Regions from separate parts of the Homo sapiens genome. Here all the other regions are linked to region 3. A link is a contact called in ENCODE Hi-C or POLR2A ChIA-PET data. All regions are on one chromosome and are shown on one strand. The core of a region is the stretch at or near the end of the contact, and the rest is flanking DNA. Distances in the headings are between cores, read along the strand shown.

Region 1 (3,900 bases), core at 1-2,500, 6.0 Mb after region 3:
AGCAAATGTTCATTGAGGAACTGCTATGTGTCAGGCACAGGGTTTGAGACACAGAGATGAATAAGAGCCCATCCTTGACCTCTGCACAGACAATTATGACACAGGCTAAGTGCTGAGATACAAGTTTAAAGAAGGAGTCGATGGAACACACAGATCGATGTTCATTACCCCTGCAAAACCCAGCACATCTCACATCAGGGACTGCCTCATTCACATCATGTTAGATGTGACAGAGAGGACAGCAGAGAGCGTTGTTTTGTCATCAACTACTAAAATTATTAAAACCAAACACCACTAATTTTGAACTTCAGGTAGACAGAGGATGTAGAGTTTTCCTTTGCTCAAGAAATTCCTTTACAGAGAAAATGGGAACATTTCAAGTGGGAGTATTTCAATTCCTTTAATAACAACCTGTTTTCTAGCTCCCACATTCCCCAAGTATTCTAGAAGCACCTTTCATAATGGACAGCTCTGACCAACTGCCCCACACACATGCATGTGAACCGTTCTCCAATCCTAAAAGTCTGTGACTTCTCCAAGGAAAGGAGGAAGGAATCGTATTAGTCCAGTTTACATTATTATATACTTTGTAGCAAAGCAGCAATGTTTCCTTAAAAAATTCTATATATATATATATATATATATATAGCTGGGCATGATGGCTCACGTCTGTAATCCCAGCACTTTGGGAGGCTGAGGCGGGCAGATCACCTGAGGTCAGGAGTTCGAGAACAGCTGACCAACATGGTGAAACCCCGTCTCTACTAAAAATACAAAAGTTAGCCAGGTGTGGTGGCACATGCCTGTAATCCCAGCTACTCAGGGAGGCTGAGGCAGGAGAATCCCCTGAACCTGGAGGCTGAGGTTGCAGTGAGCCGAGATTGAGCCACTGCACTCCAGCCTGGGTGACAGAGGGAAACTCCGTCTCAAAAAAAAAAAGAAAAAAAATATATATATATATATATATATATTTGTGTGTATTTTCTCCTCATGAAATGAGCTCCTTGAAGCAAATCGGCCCATCTTTTCAGAGAAAGATCAGTTTATTACGTCACCAAGTAAAGGGCAAAGGAATCATTTCTAAAAGTTTCGTTTGAAGTCCCCGGAGTTAAAGTTGACGTCAGCCTCTTCCTGCCCTGGTGCCCCGAGAGTTTCCCGGGAGTTTTGGGGATGACACCCGGCTGCATGCGTGACATCTCGCTGGCTGGGGGCAGGCCTGGTGGCTTCCCCGACAATGAAACCAGGCAGAGCCTGCAACCCAGCTGAGCACCAGTGTGGTCTCTGCTTCCGGTCCTTGTGGTAGCACCTCTGTTTACAGCCTGATTTAGAACAAAAAGAACTTTTGTAAAGGAGAAAACTCCTTATATTAAATGGAAAGCAAAACAAACAATTACCAAAAAAAAAAAAAAGTTGGAGGGGTGTTTCAGAATAAAAGAGCCGTCTCTCCAGACATCTGTCTGACGCCCAGGTGGCGCTGAGACCACAGGGTGAGCCTTTTGGCTGGAGATGTTGATCCCTGGTTTACTGCACTTCGGGCTTTCACTACCTTTCACCCACCGGACCATCAGTTTCACTTTCCCTCTCCCAGCGTCTCTCAAGCTCTGCTTCTCTGGCCCCGTTTTCAATCTAGTGCAAGAGGACCTGTAGCCAGGGCACCCATCCTCCTCCTCCTCGTCCTGCACTGGGATCCCAGCTCTGAGCACTCCCGGGCCAGGGAGGCCTTGCTGCGTGCTCTGCTTCTGTGATCTTACAGATTCCTCATGGCCACCATAGGAGATGGGGACTGTTAGCACTATTCCCCCACCCCAACCACCTTTTTTTTGAGACAGAGTCTCACTCTGTTGCCCAGACTGGAGTGCAGTGGTATGATCTCGGCTCACTGCAACCTCTGCCTCCCGGGTTCAAGAGATTCTCATGCCTCAGCCTCCCCAGTAGCTGGGATTACAGGCATGCCCCATCGCCATGCCTGACTAATTTTTGTATTTTTAGTAGAGACAGGTTAGTAGAGACCATGTTGGCCAGGCTGGTCTCAAACTCCTGACCTCAATTGATCCACCAGTCTCAGCCTCCCAAAGTGCTGGGATTACAGGCTTGAGCCACCACGCCCTGCCACCATTCCCATTTTACGGATGAGGAAACTGAGACCATGAGGCAGTAATTCACTCTCCCAAGAAAGCAAGGAGCCAGTAGATCTGAGCAGAACCCATGCATTCAGGCCGACACAGGAAGCAAGCTGTCAACAGGCACTGTTCATCTCCTGGGCTGCCTAGGCAGGCCCTGAAGCTCTGGTTTTCAGTCACCCTGTTATTCATCCCCAAGTTAATCTCCCCTGAAAGCACCTGTCGTGATGCCCTTTCGGCTGCAAGAGCTCCAGTCATTTCCATTGCCTCAGGGGCACTTTGCTACCTCCTCTGCCTGGCACACAACATGCTCCCCAGCCAAGACTGTTCCCTCAGCACATAGCACGCCTTGGCCAGCAGGTCTCCTCCTGTCCTTCAAAGGGAACCTCCTCATTTGTGATTTCAAAGCTGGACTCCCAGGAACACCCTCCTCCCTTACTGGAACAATCTTCCCCATCTTGTCTGCCTACCGGAATTTTTCCCAACCAGAAAAGCGTCTTGAGAGAATGGAAAAGTCTTATGAATTTGGAAAGTTGACAGCTTGAATTCAAATCCTAGCTTGAACTTGTGAATTTCTACTTTCCTTTACGAAAACCTTTGCATGCCATTCTGTGCAGGCACTAGCAAGGTGGTGGGAGGGAGATGGATACAGTAGGGTGAGTGCCGTGTAAAGAAAAGGGAGCAAAGTCTGGGACTGCAGAGAAATGCCACAAAGCACAGACAGAAGAGTCCCGGAGGCTTCCCAGAGAAAGATGACAGCCAATGGGAGACCTCCAGGGAAAGCAGGAGTTAAGAAGGTAGAAATGCATTAGGGAAGTGTGGCATGAGCATGATGGTCAATTTCAATGTGTCCACTTGCCTGGGCTAAGGGATGCCCAGATAGCTGGCTAAACAGTCTCTCTGGGGGTGTCTGTGAGGGTATTTCCAGGAGACACTAGCATTTGAATTGAATAGACTGGGTAAATTTCTTGTTGGTAGACTGAGTAAAGAAAATCACCCTCACCAGTGTGGTGGGGATCATCCAACCATAGAGGACCAGAATAGAACAAGAAGGCAGAGGAAGGTTGCATTCTCTCTGTTCAAGCTGGGACATCCGTCGTCTGCTCTTGGACATTTGCACTCCTGGTTCTCCAGCTTTTGGACTCTGGGACTTACAGCAGGGCCCCTCTGCTCCTCAGGCCTTCAGTCTTAGACTGAGCCACACCACCAGCTTTCCTAGTTATCCAGCTCCAGCTGGCATATTGTGGGACTTCTCAGCCTCCATAATTGAGTGAGCCAACTCCCATTATAAATATTCTCTTATTTATCTACATACATCCTATTGGTTTTGTTTCTCTAGAGAAATTCTGTTTCCCTGAATAATACAATGACCAAGGCCCAAGACAAAACACATGGTGAGCTCCAAGAGCCACGCAGAGTCCCGCAAGGCAGGAGAGCTCAGGCACATAGTGGAAGCAGAGATTTTGAAGTTGGGCATGAGCTGTGTCTTGGAGTCTCCCCATGTCACTGGGCTTAAACTGTGTCCTGGAAGGAACAGAACATCCCAGAGGGGTCTCAGTCAGGGCATGGCTTGTACTTTGGAGAGACAGCATTGGGTTTATGTGAAGAATGAAGGAAGAAGAGAAAGCACTGGGTTTATGTGAAGAATGAAGGGAAGCAGAAAGGCAAACCCATAGGGCATTGAGTAACCTCCATGGAAGTCCATGAGGGTAGGGTTTTAACCTCGGTGGGCCTCAGCTTCTGTTCGTATAAAATGGGAATAACACAGACCCTGCTGGGT
Region 2 (3,910 bases), core at 17-2,516, 6.6 Mb before region 3:
GCGTGGTGGCTCACGCCTGTAATCCCAGCACTTTGGGAGGCTAGAGAGTCAGATCAGTTGAAGTCAGGAGTTTGAGACCAGCCTGGCCAGCATGGTGAAACCCCGTCTCTATTAAAATTACAAAGATTAGCTGGGCCTGGTGGCACATGCCTGTAATTTTAGCTACTCGGGAGGCCAAGGCAGGAGAATCTCTTGAACCAGGAGGTGGAGGTTGCAGTGAGTCGAGATCCCACCATTCCACTCCAGTCTGGGCGACAGAGACTCAAAAAAAAAAAAAAAAAAAGAGCAGAGAAAATGATAAACAACTTGCAGGTTGTTGTGTGGTATAATGGTCATTCATTATTTTCTACTCTTTCTGGTAAAGAGTTGGTGTGTCATGGAAAGTACCTGTTCTATGTGTGTGTGTCTGTGTGTATAATTCGGTGTGAAAATTAAAGAGAAAAAAACAATAAAAAACCCTTTCCTATACTTATGTGTAAATTACCATGGTGTGCTGCAAAAAACATATGTCAAGGTGATAGAATTATTTTGACTTTCCTGTACAGTTATAAAATGACTCAGTGAGTTTGGTTAGATATCCTCGTTCTTTGAATCTATATCCTTGTCTGCTTATGATGAAAAAAAAGAAAAAAAAATAATGGCGAGGGTCTTCCAAACTCTAAAGAATATGTCAACTATGATACAAGTAGCAGTTAGCCTTATAACTAACTGTAAACACTGTCTGTGGGTTTTAAGTTTTACCTGAGCATTGGATATTAACAGACCATTAGCCCAACTTTCAAAAATATGAACCCTATGAACTTCACAACTGAAGTCAGATCTGTATGCCTGAGAGAGGTAAAATCATGTCATGAAATCAAACGGTGGCTGATGCGCCCAAATTCTGGCCTCATCCTCTAACTGGAGGACATCTGGCAGGACAGCAACTGGGCTGTGCCTTTTTTCAGTCCAGCAACATCTTCCACTCAACCCACGCCATTTGGCTGTTTCCCCATTGCCCCTGGCACCTAGCCCTCCGGTACCGGGAACTAAATATCTTTGACCATCCCGCCCGCGGGGTCTGCCTACTTAACCTGAGGCAGGTGAAAGAGCCTCACGCAGGGTTAGGAACCTCCGGGGGCGTGGCGTAGCGTAACGCAGTGTTGGGGAAACTTGCGGCTGTGGATTGGGGGACCGGAAAGGGAGGGGTGGGCCGCAGGCGCCGGACGTGACGTAAGCCGGAAGCGACTTTCCGCCGAGAAATAGGGGGCGCGTGTTTGGAAATTGATAGAAAAGATAAAGGGACCGAGCTGCTGTCAGCCTGGCTTACTGATCTGCGTCCGTTTCACCACGGATTCAGTTACTAAGCATTTTTTTCTTTTTTTGGTTCTTTGCAACGTGAGTGGCATTGGCTCAGTGATTTCCATGAGCATCTCTACCAGAAAACATTGCCTCGATGAGGTGTGGTGGAAGCCCGGCAGCCCCTTCTAATCGGCTAGGCTTGAGAAAGCGTGTACCTCTGCATTTCCGAAATTAACTCAGCGTGATCGGCAAGATTTTCCTCAGCATCTGGTGTCAAGACACTCGTCACTATTAATTCGGAAAGAAAAAAAAAAACAAAACACCGTTTTCCAGCATTTCTCTTGGTGGAGAACTAAACAACAGGAAAAATGTCTATTTTCCCTAAGATATCTTTGAGACCTGAGGTTGAAAACTATCTTAAGGAAGGCTTTATGAATAAGGAGGTAGGTCAAGTAAAGATGTTAGTTGATATTTTGCAAAAACTCAAATATTCGCACACTCGAGAGAAATAGAAATAAGTATAAAGGGAAATCTTGACAGCCGTCGTTCCTTACTACTTGTCTATCAAGTGTAAAAATACCAATATGTTTCTACAGGTATTAAAGCTTACTGAGATACGAAGTGAATAAGGTATATGTTTTAACATTTAGGAGTGGAAAAGAAGGGAAAAAAGGCATGTGCCTGTCAGGCATGGCACAAAGGGTTACAAGGATGAACAAGAAAAGGTCCCTGTCTTCAAGAACTCGAATCGAATTTTAAAAGAGCGCTGGCTCTGGCACTCAGGTGAAAAGGTTTCTGTAATTTGTTGAGTGCCTCTTAAATGCCAGCAGTTGTGCTAGGAGATTTGCATCTTTAATCTTCACAATCTTTTTTTTCTTAGAGGTTTTTCCTCTTTTAATAGACTTGAGCAGAAAACTGCTCAAGGAATTGTGTAACTGATCCAAGTTGACACAGCTATCAAGTAACTATTGAAATCTGGAGGGAAAGAGTTCAGGTGTAATGAACAAAGGTACAGCTTTTGAATCTCAGGCACATGATTTGCATTCTAGTGCTTTGTAAATTACGTGGCTTAACCTAGATTTTTCTCTTCTGTGAAAAATTGAGAATGGTTAAAAATATCTTGCCAGGTTGTTTTAGGATATTAAACGTAAGTGAATACAACTAGCATTGTTTTGGCATGTAAGTCCTCAAAAAATGTTAATTTTATTTGCTAAAGTCCTCAGTAAATGTTGATTATCTTTGATTGCAAAGCCTGTTGTCTATTCCATTTTACCATGCTGCCTCTAAGCAACTTTGTTTTTTTTCAAATCTTTAATTTTTTAGTCAAGTTAAAAATATTTTACCAGGTTGTTTTAGGATATTAAACGTAAATGAAAACAACTTGCATTGTTTTGGCATGTAAGTCTTCAAAAAATGTTAATTTTGTTTGCAATTGGCAGTGCCTGCCACAGAAGTCCTCAGTAAATGTTGATTGTCTTTTATTGCAAAGCCTGTCCTCTCTACCACTTTACCATGTTGCCTCTAAGCAACTTTGTTTTTTTTGAAATCTTTAGTTTTCTTAGTTAGAGTAACACCACTTAAATGTTACTCATTTTTGAATATGTTATTGAAGCCATGCCTTTTAGATTTGATTTCTACGTTTCATTTCCAAAGATTAGCTTGAGGTACTAGACTGTATGGAAAGAGAAAATATATTCTGTTGATTTCAAGGGACTTAAAATATAAGGCACATATTAGGAGAAGTAGGGGCATACCACAATTTTTTCAGCAGATTTTAAAATGGAGAACGTCGTTTTATAAAGAAGATCCAAACGTCTTTCTTTGACACTGCCTCTGCCTCGAGTCTCATCAGTGGTATGGTTTTACAAAATGAAAAGCTATGCCTTTGTGAAAAGTACTGAAGGGAAAGGAATATTAAGTTTTATGCCTTTTTTTTTTTTTTTTGAGACAGGGTCTCCCTCTGTTGCCCATGTTGGAGTGCAGTGACATGATCACAGCTCACTGCTGCTTCGACCTCTGGGACTCAAGTGATCCTCTCACCTCAGCCTCCCGAGTAGCTGGGACCTCAGACAGGGGCCACCACTCTGGCTAATAATATTTGTATTGTTTGTAGTGATGGGGTTTCACCATGTTGCCCAGGCTGAATGTTCAGTTTTGATAAGACTAAACCTTGAGAAAGTATGAATACTTTTAAGGCTGGTGCATGAGTAGGCTAACAAGTGGTTTGTGAAGATTCTGTAAAGCAGGGTTTAGTCAAATAGGAAGACAAAGAAATACGTTTCTTGAAAAGCTTCGGTTAATTACAAGGGAATATTGTTGAGTCTTTATACCGTCATATTTGACAGGTGTCTTTGCTACTCATCTTTTTTGGATAATATATATTTGTTACATTTAATAACACCATATTAAAAAGCTGATGTCCTAGGGGAATCTTTATATGACAGTGACTATATCAATATTACTTATTTTTTAAATATTGGTATTTTAAAAGGATACCAGCCAGTTTGCTCTTGGATATGATGTTAGCTAATTAGCTAACGTCCAACTAACTTGGATATAATGCTAGCTCTACAGAGATGCTGTAATGGTAATGCATTATAAATAGACTGAATTCCTGAATTTATGTGAA
Region 3 (3,438 bases), core at 889-3,388:
GTGGCGCTATCTCGGCTCACTGCAACCTCTGCTTCCCGGGTTCTAAGTGATTCTTCTGCCTCAGCCTCCCGAGTAGCTGGGATTACAGGCGCTCGCCACCACATTTGGCTAATTTTGTATTTTTAGTGGAGACTGGGTTTCACCATATTGGGGCCAGGCTGGTCTGGAACTCCTGACCTCAGGTGATCCACCAGCCTCGGCCTCCCAAAGTACTGAGATTACGGGCATGAGGCACCGCACCAGCCAGAAGTAAAGCTTCTTAAGGTAATCCCATGAAATGGGAAAAGGAAACCTTGAAGAGAAGCGTGGGTGGCTATCACCAATATGGTATTTGGGGCAGTTCTCATAATTGTTTATCAATGCTGCAGAATAGCAGTATTCATCTTTCTCTTTTTTTTTTTTGAGACGGAGTCTCCCTCTGTCGCCCAGGCTGGAGTGCAGTGGCGCAAACTCGGCTCACTGCAAGCTCTGCCTTCCCGGTTCACGCCATTCTCCTGCTTCAGCCTCCGGAGTAGCTGGAACTACAGGCACGTGCCACCACGGCCGGCTAATTTTTTTTGTATTTTTAGTAGAGACGGGGTTTCACCGTGTTAGGCAGGATGGTCTCGAACTCCTGACCTTGTGATCCGCCCGCCTCGGCTTCCCAAAGTGCTGGGATTACAGGCGTGAGCCACCGTGCCCGGCCTTCATCTTTCTCTTTCACTATCCTTTAAATGACTGACCTATGTGTAGTGTATAAAAAATATATATTTTTAAATACAGGAAGCAGCAACACTCAGTATGAGAGGATAATTTGCGTGCTAAGAGTAAATGGGGAAGCAAACAGTAAATAGAGGCAAATGGGCAAAGGTTGAGTCATAGGGAACCTGGACTTGCCTCAAGTATTTGTGGTTGGTAGTAGTTCATTACGTGGGCTTGGGCACCAGGTGGGGCCCCCTCAAGTCAAGCAAACGTCAAGACCAGTTTCGCACCCTTGTTCCTCTAGCTCCGGACCAGCCAGAGCCACCTACTCGGATCATGTTGGCAGAACCCAGTACTGTTTCGAGGCCAGATGCACCATTTCAGCAATTCAGGAGGAAATAAGCAGTGTGGATAAACTGATACCCATTTTTGAAAGTCGGCCTGGGTTCGCATTCAGAAGAAATGTCGACGCTAGCCATTTTTTTTTTAAAATGGGTGATTTGATAACTCAGGGAAGTCTTGCCACTGTAATTTTTAAAAGTTTGCTTGCTAGAACCAGGTACTTTCTAAGAAGTGTATGGAAAAAGCCTTGATTCTTCTTCGCCCTGGGTGGTTTTTACGTCGAACACCTAGAAGTGCTTCTGGAAATCCCCCCGCAGGACTTTCGATGTCTTTTAGGGCATTCTTAAGACTAGACCCATTCCTAAGCGACTCCCACCTCCCAAACCAGCCATATGGTTTAGTTTCTCCAGTTTCCAATTTTCTAAATCTTCAACGTCTCCCCTCGAATTAGTCCAATCAAACTTTCTCTTCTTAGACCTCTTCCTTAGGTTCGCACCAGGAAACGCCCAGGAGAATCACGTGGCCGGGCTTGTCCTTAATGGCGCTCCGTAACCCTCCCACTATTCCACCACACTTCCTCGCCTCCCGTGAGCTCCGCCCCGCCCCATTCGCGCTTCCCACCCCCATCCCCCGCGAAGCGCCTGCGCCTGCGCAGCTCCAATTCAGGCGCTTTCCCTTTCCTGGCGACCAATCCACTTCCTGCCTCGGGTCCTCGGAACACTCCACCCCTCCGCTGGGGCCCTGGTTTGAGGTGCTGGTAGTGGCTACCTTACGTATTGCCAGTCTGAAAAATTCGCTCTTCTCATCGACTGGGGAATTTGAAAGAGCTGTTAAGTGAATGGCACTCATATGAGCCTTTGCCCCGGACCCGCCACCCCAGAGTCAAGCTGAGGGCATCGGCATGCCGCAGGGAAGACGATCAGGACTGTTTTTAATCGGGCAGTCGCGCGGATGGCCTTTTCCCTCTCGCCTCCTTCCGCCCCGCCCCCACTCTCAGCCCGGCCGCGCTGGTGAGTGGCGGGCGGGAGGGCTGGCGGGCGGAGGGAGGAGGGGGAGCTGAGGGAAGGCGGGCCCTCGGCTGCGAGATAGGTGGGGGGAGGGGAGGGGAGAGCCCGAGCGCTGGAGTTGGTGCTGGGAAACCCGGGGCTAATGTTGACAACAGGCTCGAGGTGAGTCCCGGGGATCCTCCTTCCCCTCCGCTCCAACGATCGGGAGGAAATGGGGCTGGGGGGCACCGGCCTAGACTCCTACTCCCTGGGGGACCCCAGAGGCGACTCCACACTCCAGCTCTCCGGGGTCGGCGAGCAGTGGAGGGACCGCGGGTCCGGCGTCGTTCTCCTCAGACCCCCTGTCTCCGAGGCTCCCATCAACGCGGGAGCCCCCGGGCCGGGCCATGCTTGGGGGGCGGTGGAGGAGGTGCCTGCCCCACATGCCTGGGCCGGGCCTCGAGACTGGAGGCGGGGAGCCCGCGGTGGAGGGGCGAAAGTGTTCGGGGGCGTGGAGGAGAGCGAGGGGAGGTCGGGGGAAGCTCCTCGAGAGCCGGGAGGGAAGCGAGGGCGAGAAAGTGGGGAGGGCGCGTGTGTGGGAGGCTGCGGAGTGGGGAGACCGGCCGGGAAGGCTTCTGTGGCGAGGGAGTGTGGGGCGAGAAGTTGGGGTTGGGGCAGCGATGGTCCGCGAAGGTGACCGTGGATACCTGTGGGAAGGGGAGTTGTGTCGGGGAAGTGTGGTGGGTTTAGAGGTTCCTACACCACCAGAGCAGGGGTTTGTAGGAGAGGTATGTGTAGGGGAAGGGGCTTGGGGTGTATCTGGGGATGGTGGGCATGGGCTGTTTGGTTGACTTCCTTTTAATCACATAGGCTGGTTGATTCTTCACTTTACCTTCACCTCTTCAAGGCGCCAAGCACTCTCTTCTTGCTAGGACTGTTGGACTAAGGAAGTGATCACAGGATATTTGGTCCCCAGGTTGGCAGAGCAGAGCCAGCTGGGTCCACGCTGGGGTGATCGGACCTTCAGCTCTCTTGCTCATCTTAGAGGACTTACACGACACGAAACGATGCATCAGATCAAAGTGAAACCCTCGCTGACGCTTTATCTCATTTCCATAGTTCTTAGGTGTTCCTTAACATCGTCAGTCTCCTCATTTGTGAGCTGGTACAATTTCTAACAGTTCTTAATACGTCCTTTATACTAAGGATGTTCTTTAAAAAATAAAGTCAGAAACTGGGAGATAGTGTTCCTGTGCTGTTCTGTCCTGACAGCATTTTGAATAAGAGAATTGAAAGGTAAAACCGCATTCTCTCATACTGGAGTGTTTTCGGAGCACTCTGATTGGGATTTCATACATAATCCATATGGTACTTTGCAAGGGAATGTCTTTAAAAGGGAAACACCCCCTTTTGTGCCCTCTTCCCCCCA

Evidence for each region. A loop is a pair of places that touch in the nucleus more often than their neighbours do. ChIA-PET counts read pairs that join two places held with the same protein, here RNA polymerase II (POLR2A). Pooled maps may share reads with other maps.
Region 1: a pooled map shows a loop between it and region 3 (7-fold over the local background). The contact joins the enhancer-like site here to the promoter of UPF2 in region 3. A Hi-C loop is called at or near these places in 1 of 37 single-sample maps with no recorded cell type and 3 of 50 pooled maps. POLR2A ChIA-PET finds 5 or more read pairs at or near these places in 2 of 52 experiments (OCI-LY7 and activated B cell).
Region 2: a loop to region 3 is called in a map of CD8-positive, alpha-beta T cell, with 34 times the contacts of the local background. The contact joins the promoter of NSUN6 here to the promoter of UPF2 in region 3. A Hi-C loop is called at or near these places in 1 of 168 maps with a recorded cell type or tissue (CD8-positive, alpha-beta T cell), 1 of 37 single-sample maps with no recorded cell type and 7 of 50 pooled maps. POLR2A ChIA-PET finds 5 or more read pairs at or near these places in 1 of 52 experiments (naive thymus-derived CD4-positive, alpha-beta T cell).

The regions. Positions count from the first base shown.
Region 1 is chr10:6,048,566-6,052,465 of GRCh38, reverse strand. All of the region lies in intron 1 of IL2RA (interleukin 2 receptor subunit alpha), which reads left to right. Among named protein-coding and RNA genes, the nearest start is that of IL2RA, 12 kb to the left of the region's middle. RefSeq lists enhancers at 962-1,231, 1,322-1,451, 1,462-1,841. Within about 2 kb of position 1,250, at least 31 of the 41 ENCODE cell types and tissues checked have a DNase peak (open chromatin) inside an H3K27ac peak, as active enhancers do; they include OCI-LY7, where a contact is called at or near this core.
Region 2 is chr10:18,648,943-18,652,852 of GRCh38, reverse strand. It overlaps NSUN6 (NOP2/Sun RNA methyltransferase 6), which reads left to right and starts at 1,266. Exons shown (of 11, transcript NM_182543.5): 1 at 1,266-1,724. The coding sequence starts at 1,650. RefSeq lists an enhancer at 1,027-1,126.
Region 3 is chr10:12,041,509-12,044,946 of GRCh38, reverse strand. UPF2 (UPF2 regulator of nonsense mediated mRNA decay) reads left to right here and starts at 2,138. Exons shown (of 22, transcript NM_015542.4): 1 at 2,138-2,192. LOC105376416 (a long non-coding RNA gene) reads left to right here. Exons shown (of 3, transcript XR_930666.2): 3 at 986-1,148. RefSeq lists enhancers at 1,721-1,970, 3,141-3,230 and silencers at 2,411-2,550, 2,571-2,620.